Regions from separate parts of the Homo sapiens genome. Here all the other regions are linked to region 2. Evidence: chromatin loops called from intact Hi-C (ENCODE). Cell type or tissue: mammary epithelial cell. All regions are shown on one strand.

Region 1 (4,000 bases), 76 kb after region 2:
GCCCTTTCAAGGTCAGCTTGACAGCAAACACAAACTTAATTGAGCTGGAATAATAATTTTTTCTCTTTGCTTGATGTGCAGGTGACAATACTTAAAATATCGACATGGCTTAATACTTTTAAATTCAGTTGTTTGCTGATCAGCAGCAGCTACTTAAATTGACCAATCTATCTTGCCCAGCCGGAGATCAAGGGATCAGCACTTAATTTCATTCCCTGAATAAAGAATTTTTTTTATATCCACATGGAAATATCAGAACATGAAAGGTTAAATCAATATGGAGTTTTACATTGCTTAAAGGGCATTTGCATCAAAGCAGCCCTGAATGCAATTCACTTGTTTAATGAATTTTTTATGCTTATTTAATGAATTTCACAAAGGTTTGGTGTTTTTCATAAAATGGATAAGGACTTCCAGTTTTATGAAATAATAAAAATGGAACTGAAGTTATGAAATGAGCAATCTCATTAGTTAGGCATGATATATTCATATGAAAATGTACATGTCTCTGTATTATTGCCTGGGCACCATTATGCGAACAGTGACTTGTTATAATAGCATGGCAAATATTCCTCTAGTTAAGATATCAAGAAGTGACAGAAGGAAATTGCATTTTCTCCCCATTTCTAATAATGACATAATTAATGCTCATTTAAAATAATTACCTGGGCATTGTTTCCCAAGAGTGCGGATGCCTAACTCACTGGTAAATGTGTCCTGAAATACTTCTGAACTTCAATAACTCAAATGACGTCCTTTGCTTTTTACATTAGTTATTTGTTGAGGTAACAGTGATTTCTTGCCTTTCCATTCCAATGTCCTGGTGCACAAACAGAATACACAAAACTAATTCTATGAAATATAGAGGAAATATCTTGTGCTGAGAGAGAGAGAGAGAGAGAGAGAGAGAGACAGAGAGGTTGAGATTGTGGTATTAATTCTTCCTTCCTAGGCTTTGTTTCTGGCTTATATATTTTTTTGGATTTTGGGCTTCTTACTTGGTGTCCAGAGTTTGGTGAACTGGTCAGGTACTGATTCATCTATGATATTCAGAGGTTAGAGGGTACACTGGTTAATAATTCAGGCTTAAAAACACAGATGTATGTCTTGTGACTGTTTAACCACAGACTAGTTATTTATCCTCTCTGAACCTCAGCTGTGAAATAAGGATGATTCTTGGTAGTTCCTGAGACCTGGGGTGTGGGCAAGACTAAATAAGCATACACATGTAAAGCCCAGCACAGTGTCTGGCATCTGGTAAGCTCCCATCATGTCAGCTGTTGGCATAGGTGGTGTTGGTGAGACGCGGGGCCTGGAATTCACTGGACGCTCTGGTGCAGAGACTGAACAGAAGTCAGTGAATCAGCACCAGGCAGGGCCTCACTGGGGAAACTCGAAACTGTTTCATCTCACTTTCTTTTCCTATTCAAGAAGACAGGCAGCTGGAATGCTCCTCTGGCATTCAACACTGATATCAGTCTCAGCAACATTAATAATACAGTGCAACCGAATTAATTCTGCCTCCTCACCGAATTAATTCTGCCTCCTCTGATTTCAGAGGGGACAAATTCAGATGCACAATTCAGTGAGCATGTTTGGGGGGCTCACTGGGTGCTGGGCACCAGCAGGAGGGCTCTAAGCAAAGGGAAAGGCATAGCTCCTCTTCCAGGAGTTTGCAATGTTGGTAGGACCATAGGAAGCAGCCAGGATACAATTTTATTACCAATTAAACTCCTTGTATCTGTATAGTGCTTTGTAGTTTCCAAAACCATTTTGAGACTCGCATAAGTAGTCAGACCCTCTGATCTTTTAGGACTCTTTTGATGGTAGATTGAAATAATTTCTTTGGACTCAGAGAGGAACTTTGCATTGTGGTTACCAAACTGGTCCTTGCAATTAAAATTGGGTCCCAGCACCAGTTCTGAGCAGTTCCAGCTGTGTGGCCTCCGGCAAGTCACTTAACCTTTCTGAGCATCTATTTCTTTTTCTTCCAAATGGATGAGGACTCACTAAATTTGCAGGCGTGTAAGACACTTCCCTGCCTCTTTCCTTCAAAATTACTGTGTGCCCATATTCCAGGTGGAAATAAGAGTCAGAGAGGAAATAATGTAAGATGCTACCCCCCAGTGGAGGAGTTAGGCAATTCAAAACTCATAGCAAAGGTCAGCGTGCCATTGCCTTTTGGGAGTGATAGTGGTTGGTAAATTTTTACTTTGTGCTTCTTCGAAAGCAAACATTTAAAAACCACATATAATATGACTGATAAGAGTTTGAGTAATTTCTGCTATTTTCTATATTCACTGATATATATATTGTATACATACATATACACACAAATGACTTTTAAAGCAGTTATTTTACACTGTTTAAAGTGTTAGTCAATTCTTACTGAATATTCAGAAATTAAGACTTTCTACATGATTCCAATATGTAGTCTACTGTCTTTACAACAATAAAATGTTTTTTCTCATATAAAATCACTTTAACCTCACTTTTAATATCAAAAATATTCAAATTTTTCCTTTCTTCAAATTTCCCTCTATTATTAGAGTGAATCTTACTATATTATTAAGTTAATAATAAACCTAATACTATTTATTTAAACTGAAGTCTTTTGGGCTCCACGATTAGAGAGCCTTCTAAGCTAGAACCCTGTGTTTCATCTGTGTCTCATCTTCACATATTTGCCTGTTCCCTCTAATGCCCTAGTTTCTTTCTTTCTTTCTTTCTTTCTTTCTTTGAGACAAGGTCTTTCTTTATTGTTCAGGCTGGAGTGTAGCGGCACAATCATAGCTCACTGCAGCCTCAAACTCCTGGGCTCAAGCAATCCTACCACCTCAGCCTCCTAAGTAGCGGGGTCTCCAGGCACACACCACCACATCCAGCTATTATTTTTTTATTTTTAGTGGAGACGTATCTCACTATATTGCCTAGGCTGGTTTTGAACTCCTGGCCTCAAGTGATCCTCCCACCTTGGCCTCTCAAAGTGCTGGCTTGAGCCACCATGCCCAGCCAAGCTCCAGTTCTTGAGCCGAGTGCACGGCAGACACACCTGGGAGTGCCCAAGCCCACAGCCTTTGCCAGGACCTCCCATTCACAGGTGAGGGGTGGACCTGGCATCTGTAAAATGAAAACTCTCCCAGGGTTACTCTGATTTGTCTGCTGGAAAGAAACCAAGGTTCTGAAGCAATAGGTAAGAAAGCTTGAAAGAATATGGCATGGACGCCAAGTAAAAATGACAGGGGAGTAAAGATTAACCTTGACATAATGCAGCTAGGTTTAAATCTGCCTTCACTCACATCATTTGCTCATCGCAACAGCCCCTCAATGTGAGTAATAACCTCATTTTATTTAAACATGGGAAGATGTTTAGATTCACAGGTTAACTCCCCTGTCCCACCTCACACCTCCACCTCCCACACTGACCCTCCAGGTGCTCAGGATCAAACCTCAGAGTCATCTTTAACTACTGTGTCTCTCATCTCCCTCTGCTTGCCATCAAAATTGATCTGGAAAATGACTCCTTTTCCCCATGCCCATCTATGCAGGTCACAGTCACATCATGCCCTTGCTTGGATCCTGCAGCAGCCTCCGACCTGGCCTCCTACCTCCTCTCTCCCTCTTGGCCCCTCAGTCTGTTGTTCTGGCAGAAGCCAGAATTAGGCATTTAAGATGCAAATGAGATCATGTTACACCTCTGCTCAAAACCCATCTCATTCAGAGGAAAATCCTAACTCCTTATAGCAGCAGGCAGCCTGCCTCCCTCTCTGGTCTATCTCTTCCTATCCTCCCTCTGCCTCACCTCACTCCAGACACTCAGAATGCCTTTCCCAAACTCCCAAGTACTCTCCCACCTGTGCACTTGCCTTTCTTCCTGGAACTCTCCTCCCTCAGCTATATGTGTGTTTCATTCACATTCTGGAGGCCTACCTAGCTCCCTTTTCTCAGGAACAACCCCCCTCCCCAGCTACTCCCTTAATTTGCTTTATTTTTCAGAGTA
Region 2 (4,000 bases):
AAATCATTGGCTCCAAGAGGAGAAGAAAAGTACCATCAACTGCAAATGAATAATAATGTTATCAACAAAACTAGAAAACATTCTCATTTTAAGCTGAAAATATTATGCTTCATAAGGGGTATGAGTGTATTTTAGTATTCTGACACGGCACAGGACAGGACAACACGAAGCGGACATGCCCCGCCTGGGGAGATTTTCTGAAGGCCTCGTGGGTAAACAGGGCTGTCTTTCTCTCATCGACCTCACTAGAAACCACCTAGGTTGCTCCGAAAGAGAAAGCTTTTGTGGTGGGAGGAGAGAGGCTTTTATTCCTCCATCATAAATCGGAGAGTTTAAACTTCACTGGCAAGAGGAAGATTTAAGAATTAAAATGATGAAAACTTATAAAATCTTTCCAACAGGACGGTAATTGCAGTAATAATCCCCTTTGTTATAGAAGCTACTGTATTATGGGTGACCTTGACTTCCATTATGTACTGTTACCTTTAGCTCGGAATCTATAACTCAGGGGACTATTAATTATCTTGCCATAAGTGCCGGCCAGAGTGGGGGGCTTTCTGAAAAAGTAAATGCCACATCGATATGAAGTGGAGTTTCTCTGCTGCTCGACGGCTGTTATCAGCGATTAGGGTTCAGCAGCCCGTGGTCAAAGCCAGAAGATTATTCCTGCTTAGGTTCCACACCACCTCAAACTTTTCTGATCACCATGACCTCTGTCTGTGATTTATCCCAGCTCGTGAAACACAACAGTTTGTATATACAATTTAAACACTCCTACTTCTTCATCAACCACATCCCTGGGGTGTGCTCTCCTGCTAAAAGGTGAATAAAAATAAAACACTCTCTTTTCAAATATTGTTTTCCTTGGGGTGTTTTTTTTTTTTTTTTTTGCAATTTAAAGTTTGTCCCATGGAATGATACATTCCCATCTTCCATCATGTATTGTTATTGGGACAGAGAACATTAATTATACTATATCCAGCTCAATAAATGTTGACTATCCTATGCTGGGGGTGACACAAAGAATTTTTTTTAATGAGCCAGAAATCAGATTAGAGGAAGGCCTTTCACTTACCATCTTTTTCTTAAAAGGGCTAGCTCGAACCAACATTCTGACTACTCAGCATCCGTTGGAAATCGTATCCTTCGATTTCAATCTTCGGTTACAGCCAAGAAACTATTCTGAGAAGTTCTCAGCAGTCATGACTAACCCCAAAGCAAGATTTCCATTTTCCCCCCAATGCCCTAATTGAATTTAGGGGTCGGTTATGTTTTGCATAGGCATCTACCCCACATCAAGGGCAGGCATTCAAAAAGAGTCTTATGGAGTGGATCAGATAAATATGGGCTGCAAATGTGCTGATTTACCCCAGCTTGTAAAACAAAACAATTTACGTACACAATTTAAACATTCTTTCTAGTTTTTCACAAACCACATCCCTTGGGTGTATAATTGAGATTTCCTTGCCACCCAGAAGATAGTGAGCTAGTCCGCCGGGCTTTGTTCCCCTTCTGCGGGAGGGCGGCTGGCGCTGTGAGCTGCTGCTTAGAAACGAGAGGCCGGCAGCTTTGGATTCGCGGCTGTCAGATGCTGGACCGGGCCGGCAACGCTAGAGTGCAGGCTGACATAAGGATTACGGATGTGCTGCAGCCAGCCTGACGGAAAAGGCAGAAGCCTCTGCCAATAGAGGTGTTGTCTGTTACCTTCTTTATTTAGGCTTCGGGAGAGAAACCGGAGCCGAAGTAGGTAGAGGGAAGGAGGACACGTTTGATGCTCAAAGACCCCTGCCAGCTTGAGTCACATTGCCATGAGCCGGCTATCCGTATAAGATGCAAAAGCAGCAGCCGGAAAGGCATGCTTTTCTACCTTGGTTCTCCCTCGGTAGAGCCCTGGAGGAGGGGATGTAGATCTTCCCGTAGGTGAGGCTGCGATCTGTCCAAGGATCTAAAATCTACTTCAATAATCAGGGACCTGGGCACCTTTCCCCTAATTGATGTCGGAATAACTATAGTAAGGTGATCCAACCTAACCATCCATCAGTAAGAGAATGAGAGAGAAATAAAAGAATAAAGGAAGTGACAGAATCACATAGTGGAATACTACATCACAGTTAAAAGGAACGAACTAGGTTGACAGTTGGAAAAAGCAAGTTGTAGAATTTCACAAAGACACCAAGTGCTACTCCCCATGGCTTCTGGATTCCTCTAGATGTAGTGAAAGTACAGAAATGAAGGCAAGAAGGAAACATACAACATTTAGTCCAGCCGCTGGAGAAGGAGGAAGGGAAAGAGAAGGCTAAGATAGAGACGGGACAAAAGAAACTTCGGATTTATGTGCATTGTTTCATTTTTACTAAACTAATCTGGAGCAAATACGGCTTTTAAAAGACACGTTTTTCTTTCTGTTTTGTGGGATCTTGTTCGTTTGCATTGTTCTCAGTACTTTTTGTATTTACAGTGGTTAATTTTAAAGAAAAATAATTGGAAATATGAGTGTAAACCACAGACAGATGCTCACTTTCAACACAGCTCCGGTGTTGGGTCCATAAGCCCCCAAGTCAGAATACAGCTGAAAAGTTGTAGAAGTCAGTCACCTTTATAATTTTAAATGGCACCATTTGGGTGTAATTGAGTCTCTTTTCTCCCCCTCCATCCCCGCCCCTCTCCTTTTAGTCAAATTAAACTTATTGATTAGAGCCCATTAGTATGTAATGGATTGTTAATTTGACTCTTTTTACAAATCATATTTATCTGCACCAATAAAATATTTGGATTTAATATTCATATGTCACATTTATGGTGATGTTGATTGAGGGCCAAGCAATTTGAAGTGAAAGCAGACACTCCGTCCTTTATTCACACAAGGGAAATGCACAATTAGCTCCATGCACTCCTCCAGAGGTGAGAAACTTAAATATAAAGAAAATTAGAGAAAAGGAGAGAAACGTGCCCCCCCCCCGCCTTTTTTGCAGACATGAAAGAAACTCCATATAGTGTTTACACATTATTCAGCAATGGACTAGAATTGGTGCATCCTCCTCGTGTGTTACTCAAGTTATTTATAATGTGGTTGCAAAATCCCAGCTAGGAACAAAAAGTCAGATTTTTGGTAAACATCGATTAAGCTGTGGCCTCTTGTACTCATTTCTCCTATAGAGGAAAATAGAGCCCCAAGAAAGATCACGTCCTTGCCTCCTTTTGCTGGTAGAGGGCACTTAACAGTCAGATGCTTAAAGGGAAAACATGAATATATTTTATGTGCATTTGAAATAGATATTAACTGAATGCTGCAGGTGATATGGCAGCTGGGAATGCAGGAGAAAAATACTGAAAACTGCTGCCATTTATTGAGTGCCTATTCTCTGCCTGGCTCCTGGAATAATGATAACAATATTTAACATATAATACAGCATGAGCATCATCCAGTTGGAGTGGATGCCAGCCGAAAACACAACTGGTAAGCTTTAGTGGTGCACCAGCCAAGTTTTCAGCCCTGCTTGCTTCTGGAACAGGAAATGCTACGTTTAAGTTTGTTTAATGCTCAATTAAAGGAGCTGCATTCGCCCGGGCTGCTAATGCATTTGATTATTTCTTTTCTCTTTTTTTGTACTCTTAACGTTTTTTAAGTCTTAAAACATCTTGGCTTTTTTTGTTTGTTTGGTTGGTTGGTTTTTGCAAGCCACTTCAAACCTTTTGAGAAGCAGTCAGGGTATCCATTTTAAATAAATACATGATTTTCCTGATCCTGGCCAAATCTCATTACAAAGAAAACCGAGGCACCATCAGATTCCTTTGTTGCCCAGGGGGTTGTCCTATCAATATTGTATAAAGCAGTCAGGTCATTGGCTAGGCTTCAAATTCTTTTTTGTTATTTCGACCGTTTGGGGTAATACTTGTTGTAATGAGAGGCAATCTTTAAAAATAAAATTTCTTTTCATGAGGTTGGTACAAAAAGAGTCTTGCACAGTCGATGACTGACTGTGACAATATTTGGTCCATG
Region 3 (4,000 bases), 1.4 Mb after region 2:
AAAGCTCAGACGAATACTTCCTTCAGAAAGCCCGGTGCCTCTTTGGACATGAATTCACTATTCCATGTGTCCTTCAAATCCCTCCAAACCAGGTCTCTTATACAGCCGCAGTGTAATGATCTGAGGCACTCTTCGTACAAAAACTAGTAGATGTGTGAATGCAATAAAAGTGCTCAGAAACACACAAGGAGAAATCACCAGCTAAGGGAATGGCTCTCTTACTTTACAATGGCGAGTTCTCAACCTGCCACCGAAACCACCACTGTTTGTGTACGCGTCACTCAAACTCAGACTTTGATTTATACATGCAGGCGTACTTTCTTAACACACCCTCTCTGACTTTTCTGCCATAGCCCGTTTCCAATGCCACTAGAAGATGCTGTGCTTAATACAGCTTCCCAATTCTCCAAGGCCCCCTCAAAGCTTTTAAAGCTAGCATAACATGCAGAATTTCAAATGAAGTACCAACAGCAGAAAGATCATTTACAGTAACTATACAAACAAGCTAAATGAAAGACTTGTGTTCAGTCATTAAAAATAATAATGCTAAAGCCCCGAGGGCTGAAATGTAAAGCTTAGACTTCGTGTGAGGAAATAGAAAAGGAGTGTGTTTATTATCCCAATAAGATAACCTGTTAATTTATTTAGTAGGCAATTTTCGAGTACATTCGTCCACAGTGAAATCTCGCTTTATCAGATTATATGAAAAATCACCACCACAAATAAAATGCTCGTTCAAGCCAGGGGCTTTTGCAAGATAGAAATTACCAAGTAGGAGACCAGTAAGGGGTGGCTGGGAAGTGCTGCCACTAATAGCTTCCGCCCCCTTATTCTCCTCCTCTCCTGAACCAAGCCCAGAGTTAGTTATAGAGTTATCTATCTCACACTTTGCAGATGATGCCTAACATCATGACAACAGAGAAGAGGAAAGGTCTCTGGACCTGCCTACCTACAACAAGTTTCTGTAAAGTAATGAATACAGACAGCTTGGGGACCATCCACCTGCGCTGCCTGCCTCTTCCTGCCTGCAAAGTGAAACCACCAGGGATTGGCAGAAGGTACTTGTCTGACAGGGCCAGGACAGCCTTTCTCCTCAGTGACAGCCTGGGCCTACCCTCTTAAACTTGACCCACCATAATTCCTTCACAGTGCAGCAGCAAGGCAGCTGACAGTAGCAGCTGCAGCTCCTAAGCGAGATGGATGGAATTTTCATAACTAGTTCCCCAAGTTACATTTTACCTTCAAGATAATTTATGAGCTGCTCTGGAGCCTTGAAGAGACAATATGCTTGCCATAAAATTAACTGTAACAGTCTTGTAGGTTATAATTAACACTGGGAGGGTAGCACCAACTGGATGAAACACATGGCGTAATTGATGGTGAAACTGGAAATGAAGCAAGCTAACAATATCATTACTGTGCAGGCTGCCTTAGCAAAACCTATGCTTTCCGAGGGTTCATTGCAGTTGCCTCCCAGGCCCGTATTCTGGTAGGAAAGAGGCCAGAGCTGGGCAGAGGGGTGGAGGTTTTGCTGGCCAGGCCATGGGGTACCTGGACAGATACAATGGCTGTCAACAGTCTGGAAAGAGAGCCGTAGCACAGCATCTGGTCATATGCTTCCTGGAGTTCAGACCAGGCCCTACATAAGCCTTCCTTGTAGATATGACTTCATTTTTTCAGTAAACAGCAACTTTTTCAGTGAAAAAAAATATAAGAATAAAAAGAAGACAATAGGAACTTCCAAAACGCCCTTCCAAGGATTGGGACATTTATTTAGCATACATTCTGGAAGCAAAACAACTTAATATGAGCATATCTTAATAAAAAATGAAGATGGTTAACTAAACCTAAAGGTTTATTAAACTAAAAAGTAACGTCCTGAGCACCCTATCCAAAGTTGACTATGGAGAGAAAGGTAATCAGAAGAGTCCCATCAAACACTCCTGTCTCAGAAAGAACCACTAACCTATTTCTTTCACGCATGGATACTGAACAGTCTGACCAATACCTGAGAAGTCCTGAACATTCTAAACACATTGGAACGATTCAAATAATTCTAATAAGCATTTTCAAGGTGATTCAACTATTTTTTTTTGTTTTCTGATTTGTTTGGTTTTGTTTTTTTTGTCCTGGGACAATAGACTGGAAAATTCTAATAAATGATGCAACAGTGTCCCCTACAGGCCAGTAGAGCTGTTCCTTCCCCTTCCCCCATCCTCCTCCACCATGACTTCCTCAACTGAAAGCCAGAGTTAAACTTTTATCTATAACATTACAGAGTAAATTTGTAAAATACACTGGGGATACCCCTGAGATAGAATAAAATTACTACTCTTCATGTGTGGTAAATTGTTTCCTAGATATAAACAAACTGTACAGCTGGTGATTAACCCATTATGGAGTAGATAAATTGCTACCCTTTCACCTTAAGGGCACCCACTGAAATCAGCCTTGACTAACGCAGCCCCAAAATTACTTGACTTAGAGGATTTACAGAGATTTACAGATTCTTGGAGGCTAAACTTTGGTGTTCTAATTTTCACCCCTACTCTCCCACCTTCTAAAAGACTGTAACCAATATAAAAGAAATGACAGAGCATATAAAGGTGATAACTTTCCTTTAAAAGATCCATGGCAGGGAGATTGATAATGCATTAGCTGGATACTATTTCCTTATAGAGATGCACCCACAACTAAAAAGTGTAAAACATGTTAGGTACCAGAGGAAATAAATATGTAAAGATACATACCTGCCTATCTCCACACTGAGAAGGATCCTAGAAGGTCTCTAAAATACTAAGTGAATCGTATCAGTGGTTGATTAAAAACTAAAGCTTTGTTATTGCTCTTGGCCAACCTGGGCCGTCTTGGCTTAAATTCCATCTTCACTACTTACTAGCTGTTGCCTTGGGCAAGTTACTCTGCACCTCTGTGCCTCGGTTTTCTCATCATATAAAACATTTAAAACTCTGTCTGGAACACAGTGACTTCTCAATAAATGTCAGCTGCTATTGTTGTTAAAATTAGTACAATTGCAGACTTCAGGGAAAGTGGAAGTAGAGGAGTGAAACCCATCAGGAGTAACATCCACTTTTCCCTGCTCCCGGGGATCTCACGTATGGAGCCACTCCTTGTGAGAGCTGGAAGATGCCTCCCACTTTTGGGGCGATCGAGATCAAGTCGCTTCTTTCTTACATAAAGTTGCTAAGGCGTAGAGTGTCTGTGACATGCCCAGAGTCCTATAGTCACTAATGATGGGATTCAAACTGGAGTCCAGCCCTCCACCTGTCAATTCTGTGTGACACTGCTGAGCACAGAGCACCAACTCTGTCTAGTGTTCTTCCCTGCACCAATTTTGCAATATCAGGCCCCTACCAGGAGGCTAGGATATTTACTTCATGAGGCATTCTCTCAAAGGAGAGGCCAATTTGGATAAGGGTGGCTGGGTTTATTCCTGGCTTTATTGTTTTGATCTGAAGATCATGATAGGTCATTTTTATTGAACACCTAATACGTTACAGGTACTTGCTCTGGGTGTTTTACATTTAATCACTTAATCAACCCTATGAAATGGGTTCTATTATTATCATCCCCTAGGCAAATAACAAACGAGAAAATTGAGGCTCAGAGGGGTTAAGTAACTCATCTAGTTACAATCCACAATTGTAACTTGCCTGGAGTTATAGAAGTGGATCCAAGATTCAAACCCAGGCAATCTGATTCAGAATCTATGCCCCCAAACATATTAATTAAATTTACTCTGAAAGAAAACCATTTTTCCTCCACAAACTTTATACAATGGAAAGAAGGTAGCACAACTTTTATACAATGACCTATCCTCACGTATAAATTTCTCTCCTATTTCTCACTCATGCTTTGAGACAAATAGCTACCTATCTACTGGTAGCCAACACAATTGGGGAATGGAGCAGTATTTCTCACTGTCGCTGGGCACATAATGAGAGTCTTATGAGAACACTTAAGGAGAGCCTGTCTTCTT
Region 4 (4,000 bases), 340 kb after region 2:
ATTGTGTGTGTAAATGTATATGCCTATATATGATGTTATGCCTGTAAATATACGATGAGTGATTTGGGCATGTATATCCTGGTGAATGACAGTATGCTTAATAAATGCTTACTATATTAAATTAAAAGACAAATTCTGTTCCATTTGAAAAAACAGAATTAGCAAACTTTTCGTGTGCCCATTTCCGCTGCCTGGATTTGCTTTCTCTTTTTTCCTGTCTTAGGCTAGGTATCCTGAAAGCAGAACGAAGACAGGGATTCCCCTGCAGTGATTTATGGCAGAAGGGGTTAACTTCCCTGGCATTTCAGCACAAGGCAATGTCTGAAGAGAGCAGCAGCTGTGAGCCTTAGTGGACAATATTCACAGCAGCTGGCAGTGGGTGCAGCTGCCCAGCCAAGGGCATCTAGGAGGGCCAACTTAGTGTCTAAGTTACCTACGAGATAAAGTTTGGAGTTGCACTGGGAGAGCTCTTCATAACCATGATCAGAAATTTTTTACTTAATCTTGTGTGCAAGGAAAGATTTGGGGTGGGGGCACTGATGGGCTTCTGGAGCTTCAAGATTAGAAGTGGGTCAAGATCAGAGGTGGGCTTCAGGACAACAGCCCTGGGGATGCTCAGAGGATTGAATGGAGGAGGGAAGGGTGTGATGGTCCAGGACAGAGACCATATGGGCCTTTGACGGAGGCAGGGCTGCAGGTAGTGAAAAGAACAATACATTTTGCTAAACTCCCGGCCCTGCTTCCTCCACCCTTGTCCTTCAGGAGCCTACAGGGCCACAGTGCCCAGTGGGGCCCCAAGCGCGTGGCCTCAGAGCCTGCATCCGGCCTGCCTTCCCCCAGCACGAAGGCAGTTCTGGCTCGCATCAAAGGCAGCATTCAGCCAGCTGGGTTCCTGTCCTATAGCCACAGAAATGCCCAATCCCAGTGAGAAGGTGAGAGGCCAGCTGGGTGCATATTTATAAACCAAACTCCCTGTCTTTGTGGAGGGCAGCAAGGCAGTTCCCGGGTGGGCAGTCAGCCCTAAGCCTCAGCTCTGACAGAGCCAATGCTTGTCTGGGCCGAAGGAGGGCCGCCAACTTGGGCCCCTGTCCCGGGCAGGAACCGGGTAGCAGCGTGCAGCTTGGGTTGCACCCTTGGCCCCCTGTCCCGGGCAGGAACCGGGCAGCAGCGTGCAGCTTGGGTTGCACCCTTGGCCCCCTCCCTGTGCCATGGAGGAGTCAGGCTGGTTACAGTGGCATTCCTGATGTTGTCTCATGAAATCTGAGTGCTGAATCCTGAATTATGGCCACACTCCCACTGCTCCACTTGGTGACTCAAAGGAACGCAAAATGGGGTGATTCTGGTCACCCCTGCCAATCGTAGCTCAGAGAATGTGGTATTTGTAGATGGAATTAGAGGCAGCTTTCATGTTAACAGACTGAAATGAGCAGGGTTTGGTTTTGTAAAATAAACTCCTTTGGTCCCAGCTGCCTGGAGGTGACCCAAGCTGCAGACACCCCAATCTGACTCACACAGGCACCGACGCACACACAACACTCTCACACCCACACCACATACACCATGGCCACATGTGTGTACATCTGAAGAGAGGCAGCTCTGGCCTAGTGGTTAAGAGCTCAGAGCCTGGCTGGGTTCAAATCCCAGCTCCAACACTTAATGAATGAGCTGTGTGAACTTGGGCAAGTTCTTCAGCCTGACCTGTAAAATGGGGCTACCAAGAGCACTTAACTCCTAGTATTTATCTATCACAGTCCCTAAGTGTCACTGGGACTAAGTGAGTTCATGTTTGCATAAATGCTCCAAAGAGTGCCTGGCTTATGTAAGTGGTTATGCCTTAGGTCTGAGCAGGAAGCCGCCTCACCCCCATCTCTAAGGGACCTTGGGGAGACCCCTCACCAGTCCCTGGAACTCTCTCCCTTATAAAAGGGGTCGTCCCCTCACCTTAGCAATCAGTGAGTGTGTGAGAGGAAGAGCCTGCAGGGTCCTGTTATCTGCTTTCAACATCCATCTCTCTCCCTGGCTCAAGGCAAGGGAAGGTCTCATGACTCCCACCCAGCTCAGCTCGACTTGGTACTGAGTTCTCGGTCAAGCCTGGGAAACTTCAACTATTAGAATGCACTCAAAGCCCTCCTTCTGCACAAGTAACTTGGAGCCAATGGAGAGCTCACCGTGTGTGGCATCTTTGCACAGAACTTTCCTTCCATTCCCTTCAACTCTCCCTACATACGTCCTGTTTTACCTCCATTTTAGAGAGGAGGAAACCAAGCTTGAGAAACCAGCCAGCTTTCCCAGGGGTGCTGGGCAGCGGGGATTTCAAAGCCCAGTCATTTAACCGCTCACTGGCGCCACCTGTGGGCTTAGCGAATATTTGGGTAGCACCTGGGAGTGACATTCACTCCAACCATCACCATGCAGTGAACATTTATGCGCTTTCATTTCTGGATGACATCAGAAAGAAAGCCATTGGTGCTAGACTTTCTTAACACTTCCCTAACATTTGCTAATGCTTCTTTTCAACAAAAGGAAAGCCCAGCCTCGAACGTGGAACCTTGAACTGACCAGAGTAGCTAGCTGGAATTTAAAATCTCCTGCTATTTTCATTGTGTTCATTTTTATCACTATCTGCTATTTATGTCAAGTGATATTGATTTTTCCATTTCTGGTAGCAATGAAACGTTTCTTTTTAAAATAAATTTCAGTTAGGAAATGAGTTGGCTTAATGAAAAATAATGTAACGAGTCATGGTCAAAGTAGCCTGTGAATATGAGGCACAAAAGTGAAGGAGGTCCTCCAGGGACCTGCACATGGGAATGGCTGCATTTTGCTTTACTGCTTCTCTGGACCTGGGCAACTTGATCCTTGGGGCCCCTTTGTTGGGAGTGTGAGCACTGGGGCAGCTGATAAGTGAATTCTGCCAAGAGGGGCAGTTGGGGCCCAGACCGGCCCATCGCTATTGCAGGGCAGAGGAGCTCCTTCCTGGCACCCTGCTGATTGAAGCTGCCATCTCAATAACCACCCCAGCCTTCAGCCCTGAGCTGGAATTCTAGAAACTCAACTGGACAGTCTAAAGGATGGGGAGACTGTTCTAAGGAAGCAAGTGGATACAGGATGCTGCCATAACTTCTTGCAGTGAGATTCCAAATGTGAGAAGAAAGAAATAGGGAGACAGAGAGGAAGGCATCCCTACACACACACACACATATATCCACAAAGATGCACATACACACAAATATACACATACACACGAGCACATATAATGTGCAAACACACTCATACACACAAGCACACATAAATATACACACAAACATGCATGTGAAAACACACATACATGAACACACAGTCACACAATTGCTTCGTCCCTTGAAGTACCAATCTGGGTGGCGGCTGGTGCAGTGCAGAGACCAGTTTTTCCCGAGCCCTGTTCACGTCTAGTTCAAGACACTCCTCTCACCTCCCAAAATGGAAGTCATGAGAACGCCACACAGCGCCTGACAAAAAAGGTATTTGCTCCATTCTGGCCTAATTACAGGGGCCATTCTGGGCCTGGCCTGGCTAGCGCTGCCTCTCCCCACCCCTCTGCCCGTCCACTTTCCTGTACGGAGGGGCATCTCTGGCCAAGCTGTTTCCCGGACATGGCGTCCATTAGGGCCTCAATTACCTGGCTGGGCCATGGCCTTTGAAGTGGCCGCCGAGGCCTCTGGGAGGCTATTTTTCTCTCACCTGTCGCCACTTATTTTCCTGGGCTCCTGGCCTGTGGCCCGGCATTTTTAACTAATGGGGATTAAATAATCCAGCTGTAATACAAATGCCCACTCCCGGCCCCTGGGTTTGCGTCGGAGTCATTAAGACCTCAGCCGGAGCCGGCAGGCGCTCCCCGTGGAAGGGTTAAGGAGAGGCCGGGCGGCACATTCTGGATTTTTTTATTGCCTCCTCATTATAGCTATTATCCACAAACACAACCGCTAATGAGAGGGCTGAGGAATTTGGGAGAGGAAAGGTT
Region 5 (4,000 bases), 1.8 Mb after region 2:
CCTACCCAGGAAGCAAGACTCCAGAGCTTGCTACTCAGATCCAACAAAGTTGTCTGGGAATCAGTGGTTTCCCAACCCAGTGCCCCCAGGTTTAGGTCTGTGGGGCATGTACAGGGCACCTTCTCCAGGACCCAGCAGCATCTGCACTCCTATCCTCTTCAACTCACCCTCTGCCCTCCTCCTAGCCAGCCCAAGGATGTGAAGACATCCTCTTTCTTTTCTTTTCTCTTCCTTTTCTTTTCTTTCTTTTTTTTTTTTTTTTTTTTTTTTGAGATAGGGTCTCACTCTGTTGCCTCGGCTAGAGCGCACTGGTGTGATCTCAGCTCACTACAACCTCTGCCTCCCGGGTTCAAGCAATTCTCCAGTCTCAGCCTCCCCAGTAACTGGGATTACAGGTGTACGGCACCATGCCCAGTTAATTTTTGTATTTTTAGTAGAGACAGGGTTTCACCATGTTGGCCAGGCTGGTCTTGAACTCCTGACCTCAAGCGATCTGCCTGCCTCGGCCTCCCAAAGTGCTGGAATTATAGGCGTGAGCCACTGCACCAGGCCCGACATCCTCTTTCAAGGCACACAGTCACCTAAAGCTATATGGAGTCACTTTGGCAGCTCCAAGGCCAGGGAAGAGAAGACTTTGTCCATGGTATAAATTCCTTGCTCCCTTCTCTTGTAACAGTGAGCCTCGCAAGAATGCGCTGAGTGAACGGGAAAGACTGCAGTGCAGAAGGACATATGGGGAAACCTTCAAATCGTCATTTCATCACCCAGATGTGCACCCAAGTAATCAGAATCCAAGGCGAATCTAGAATGCCATCAAGTGCCATCACAAAGTCCTTCCATAGGAGAGAGAAAGAAATTCCCACCGGAGGCAAGCAAAGAGGGCTGCTTGAAGGAGGCAGGGGCATGTAACCTGGCCTCGGGAGATGAGTAAAATCTCAGCTGGTGGAGGAGGAATGGGACCCGAGGCATGAAGCATCAGGGTAGCTTGGGTCGGCCTCATCTCCCCAGCCTGGGATTGGGGAAGGCAGAAGGGAGATCTATACCCTAGAACCTCAACCAAGGAGGTTGGACTTCCCCAGAATGAGGGCAGGGAGGAAGCTGTGGAATATTTTGGAGGAAGGAGTGACACGATGAGATGCCGCAGGCCAGTGGGGAGTCATGCAGAGACACATGTAGAAACGGCCTTTGTCTCAAGACTCTGGCTACAGGGCTGTGTGTGTGGAGGAGGGGGGAAGAGAAGAGGGAGGAGACGGGGAAGAAAGAAGTGAGGGAGGTTGGGGTGGTGCAGAAAGAGGAGAGATGGAGCAGGAAGGGGGAGAAAGAACAGATGTGGGGAGACAGTGGAGTTTGCGCCCGCCCAGCTCGCAGAGGCCCCCGTTTGTGGGTGTGAAAACCCATCCTGAACTTCTCTGGCCCAGGAAGTCTGGAGAGCCCCAGGCGCCTTGCTTGTGAGTGGCTTTTGTGAAAAGAAGGCAAGAGAATGGGAGGAAAAGTTGGATTCAGGTCTGATTTTTCTAAACAAAGTCACCAGCTGAGGCAGGACTGACAGCCCCGGGATGCCCTCAAGCAGAGAAATTGTCAGAGAAGAAGGTGAGAGGAGGTGATAATTGCTGGGAGAATGAAAGCTGAAGCCACCCCAGCGAGTCTCTTGGCTTCTCCAAGCCCAGTCAGCGTCAGAGAAAATAGAGGTCTGAGTTTTCTGGTTGTTCACACTCAGAAACTAAAGCCAGAAAAGTTCCAAACATCTGGCTTTTACAGCACAAAACCCCCAACGCACGTGCTGGGATCGTATTTAGTAATGTTATGGCTCCATCTACAGCCGGAGGAAGGATCATCACTGCTAGATTTCGCCGTGAGCAAGAATCCGGCCTTTGAGCTGCGCAGACTCATTGCAATTAACGCTAATAAAGCTCGTTCCTGTATCTGTGCTGTTTATTCAACACAGACTTGGAACCACACTGGAAGTTATTTATTTCAGACTGTGTCTACAACAGCAGCTGTTCAGAATATACTAGCATCCTTTTAGCCAAAATTGGTTTGGAATTTCTATTTTAAACCACTGTTTGTTATGAATTGAGTTAAATGTCTTTTTTTTTTTTAACACATTTTCCCTATTTTAACAATGGAAAAAATAAAAGCCCTTAAAATACTAAGATTGCATTTTCTTTCATTCATTCAACAGCTAATTAGCACCTACTGCGTGTCTGGCTCTGTGTTAAGTGCAATAATTAAGTCAGATCTGAATGCATCCTATTATTTACTCATCAGAGGGTATTTTTGCTACTTGTCCTTTATGTCTGGAACATTTCCACAGGAATAGTGAGAGAGGAAGAACCGAGACAACCTGTGAATATAGTGTTTGGGACAAGTTAGAAACACAAGGAACATAGAATCTTTTCATGACAAAGTGGAAGCTGGAAGTCAGTCCCATAAAGGCCAGTAAGATTTTTATCCTGTTCTATTATTTTTTTCCTACTCAGAAGTGGAATTAGTTTTTTCCTACTTAAAAAGTTACCAGCTGAAGTCAGGTGCGGTAATCCCAGCATTTTCGGGGATCGAGGTGGGCAGATTGCTTGCACCCAGTAGTTCAAGACCTTCCTGGGCAACATCGGGAGAGCCCCATCTCTACAAAAATACAAAAATTAGCCATGTGTGGTGGCGCACACCTGTAGTCCCAACTACTTGGGAGGCTGAGGTGGGCGGATCGCTTGAGCCTGGGAGGTTGAGGCTGCAGTGAGCCAAGATCACACCACTGCACCAACAGCCTGGGTGCAGTGGCTCATGCCTGTAATCCCAACACTTTGGGAGGTTTGGGTGGGAGGATCCCTTTAGCCCAGGAGTTTGAGATCAGCCCAGGCAACATAGTAAGACCCTGTCTCTACCAAAAAATATTTTTAAATAGCTGGGTGTGATGGCACATGCCTGTAGTCCCAGCTATTTGGGAGGCTGAGGCGGAAGGATTGCTTGAGCCCAGGAGTTCAAGATTGTAGTGAGCTATGATCACACCACTGCACTCCAGCCTGGGCAACAGAGCAAGACCCTGTCGCTGAAAATAAATAAATAATATTTGCTTTGTGCAGAAAATTTGGAAAACAAGACAAAAAGGAATTTAAAAATCTCAGTTATAATCCTATCAACCAAAGATGACCACTGTTAACTTTACATGGTACTATAATTTTCATTAACCCATAGGAGAGGAACTTTCTTTCATGTCACTGCATATTCCTCTATATGATTTTGAATGGCTACAGAGTATTCTTTCATATGAGCATACCATAATTTACTTATGCCACACATGATTACTGACTTTTAACAATGATAAGGTTTGTACTGATGACATTTCTTAAGATACACTCTTAGCTCTGGAACTTCTGGATCAAAGAGGGCATGTACCTTCAAGGCCTCTGAGACATATATCAAGTTGCCATCCAGGGTCAACCTCCTAGAATTTAACATCGCATCTGAAACCAAAATCTAACTTCAGGAGCCCAGAGCATTCACAGTTCCAGAAAGAGTGTGATGGTAAGTGGTGATCCTTGGTGTTCGGGAAGCTTTGCAGGGCATCCCAGCTGGAGGTAGTCAAAGTTATCAGAATGGTTTTTGATAAATTCTTTACCTTGTAGATGATTTAGACTGGAGTGCCTCCAGGAAAGCAGGAAGCAAGACATGTTTTTAACCTGGTAAGTATTTAGTCAATAGAGCATTACCAAGGGCTCAGGAGATTAAGAAAGACAGGATTATTTTAATGTATCTTCATCACCCAAACCTCACCACTTGTCATGGTTAATATCACCCCTGGCTTATTTTTCCTGTTCCCACATTCTGTCCACAGTTTGTGCCCACAGATACTTTGCCCTTTCCTCTCCTCCATGTCTTATAAGGTGAAGCTGGGTTCCTCTGAGGTCACAGAGCTGTGGTAACTACATCCAGTGGGTGTTAGAAAAAACCCTGGCCCCTCTCAGATGTGAGATGTGGTCTAAGGACTCAATACACTGACTTA

The links. Peaks named below come from ENCODE experiments on the same cell type or tissue, not always from the same donor. Only the 100,000 strongest peaks of a DNase experiment are listed, where the experiment ranks them.
Region 1: it touches region 2 in a loop (18-fold over the local background); 4 of 110 quality-filtered maps call a loop at or near these places.
Region 3: a loop joins it to region 2, with 10 times the contacts of the local background. A loop is called at or near these places in 6 of 110 quality-filtered maps.
Region 4: it touches region 2 in a loop (4-fold over the local background); 3 of 110 quality-filtered maps call a loop at or near these places.
Region 5: a loop joins it to region 2, with 12 times the contacts of the local background. A loop is called at or near these places in 7 of 110 quality-filtered maps.

What each region holds. Positions count from the first base shown.
Region 1 is chr16:55,292,382-55,296,381 of GRCh38, reverse strand. No RefSeq gene overlaps it. Among named protein-coding and RNA genes, the nearest start is that of IRX6, 30 kb to the left of the region's middle. RefSeq lists an enhancer at 1-1,005. In mammary epithelial cell, a CTCF peak has its summit at 2,119 (motif pointing left); a DNase peak (open chromatin) is centred at 1,301.
Region 2 is chr16:55,368,843-55,372,842 of GRCh38, reverse strand. LOC105371279 (a long non-coding RNA gene) reads left to right here and starts at 3,278. Exons shown (of 3, transcript XR_933600.3): 1 at 3,278-3,457. In mammary epithelial cell, a CTCF peak has its summit at 1,613; no DNase peak of the experiment used is centred here; H3K4me3 peaks cover 165 bases.
Region 3 is chr16:53,944,293-53,948,292 of GRCh38, reverse strand. All of the region lies in intron 8 of FTO (FTO alpha-ketoglutarate dependent dioxygenase), which reads right to left. Among named protein-coding and RNA genes, the nearest start is that of FTO-IT1, 93 kb to the left of the region's middle. RefSeq lists an enhancer at 2,042-2,336. In mammary epithelial cell, a CTCF peak has its summit at 2,189 (motif pointing left); no DNase peak of the experiment used is centred here.
Region 4 is chr16:55,033,571-55,037,570 of GRCh38, reverse strand. No RefSeq gene overlaps it. Among named protein-coding and RNA genes, the nearest start is that of IRX5, 100 kb to the right of the region's middle. In mammary epithelial cell, a CTCF peak has its summit at 2,341 (motif pointing left); no DNase peak of the experiment used is centred here.
Region 5 is chr16:53,547,946-53,551,945 of GRCh38, reverse strand. It overlaps LOC105371269 (a long non-coding RNA gene), which reads left to right. Exons shown (of 8, transcript XR_933588.4): 4 at 3,349-3,522; 5 at 3,624-3,680. Among named protein-coding and RNA genes, the nearest start is that of AKTIP, 47 kb to the right of the region's middle. In mammary epithelial cell, a CTCF peak has its summit at 1,819; a DNase peak (open chromatin) is centred at 1,815.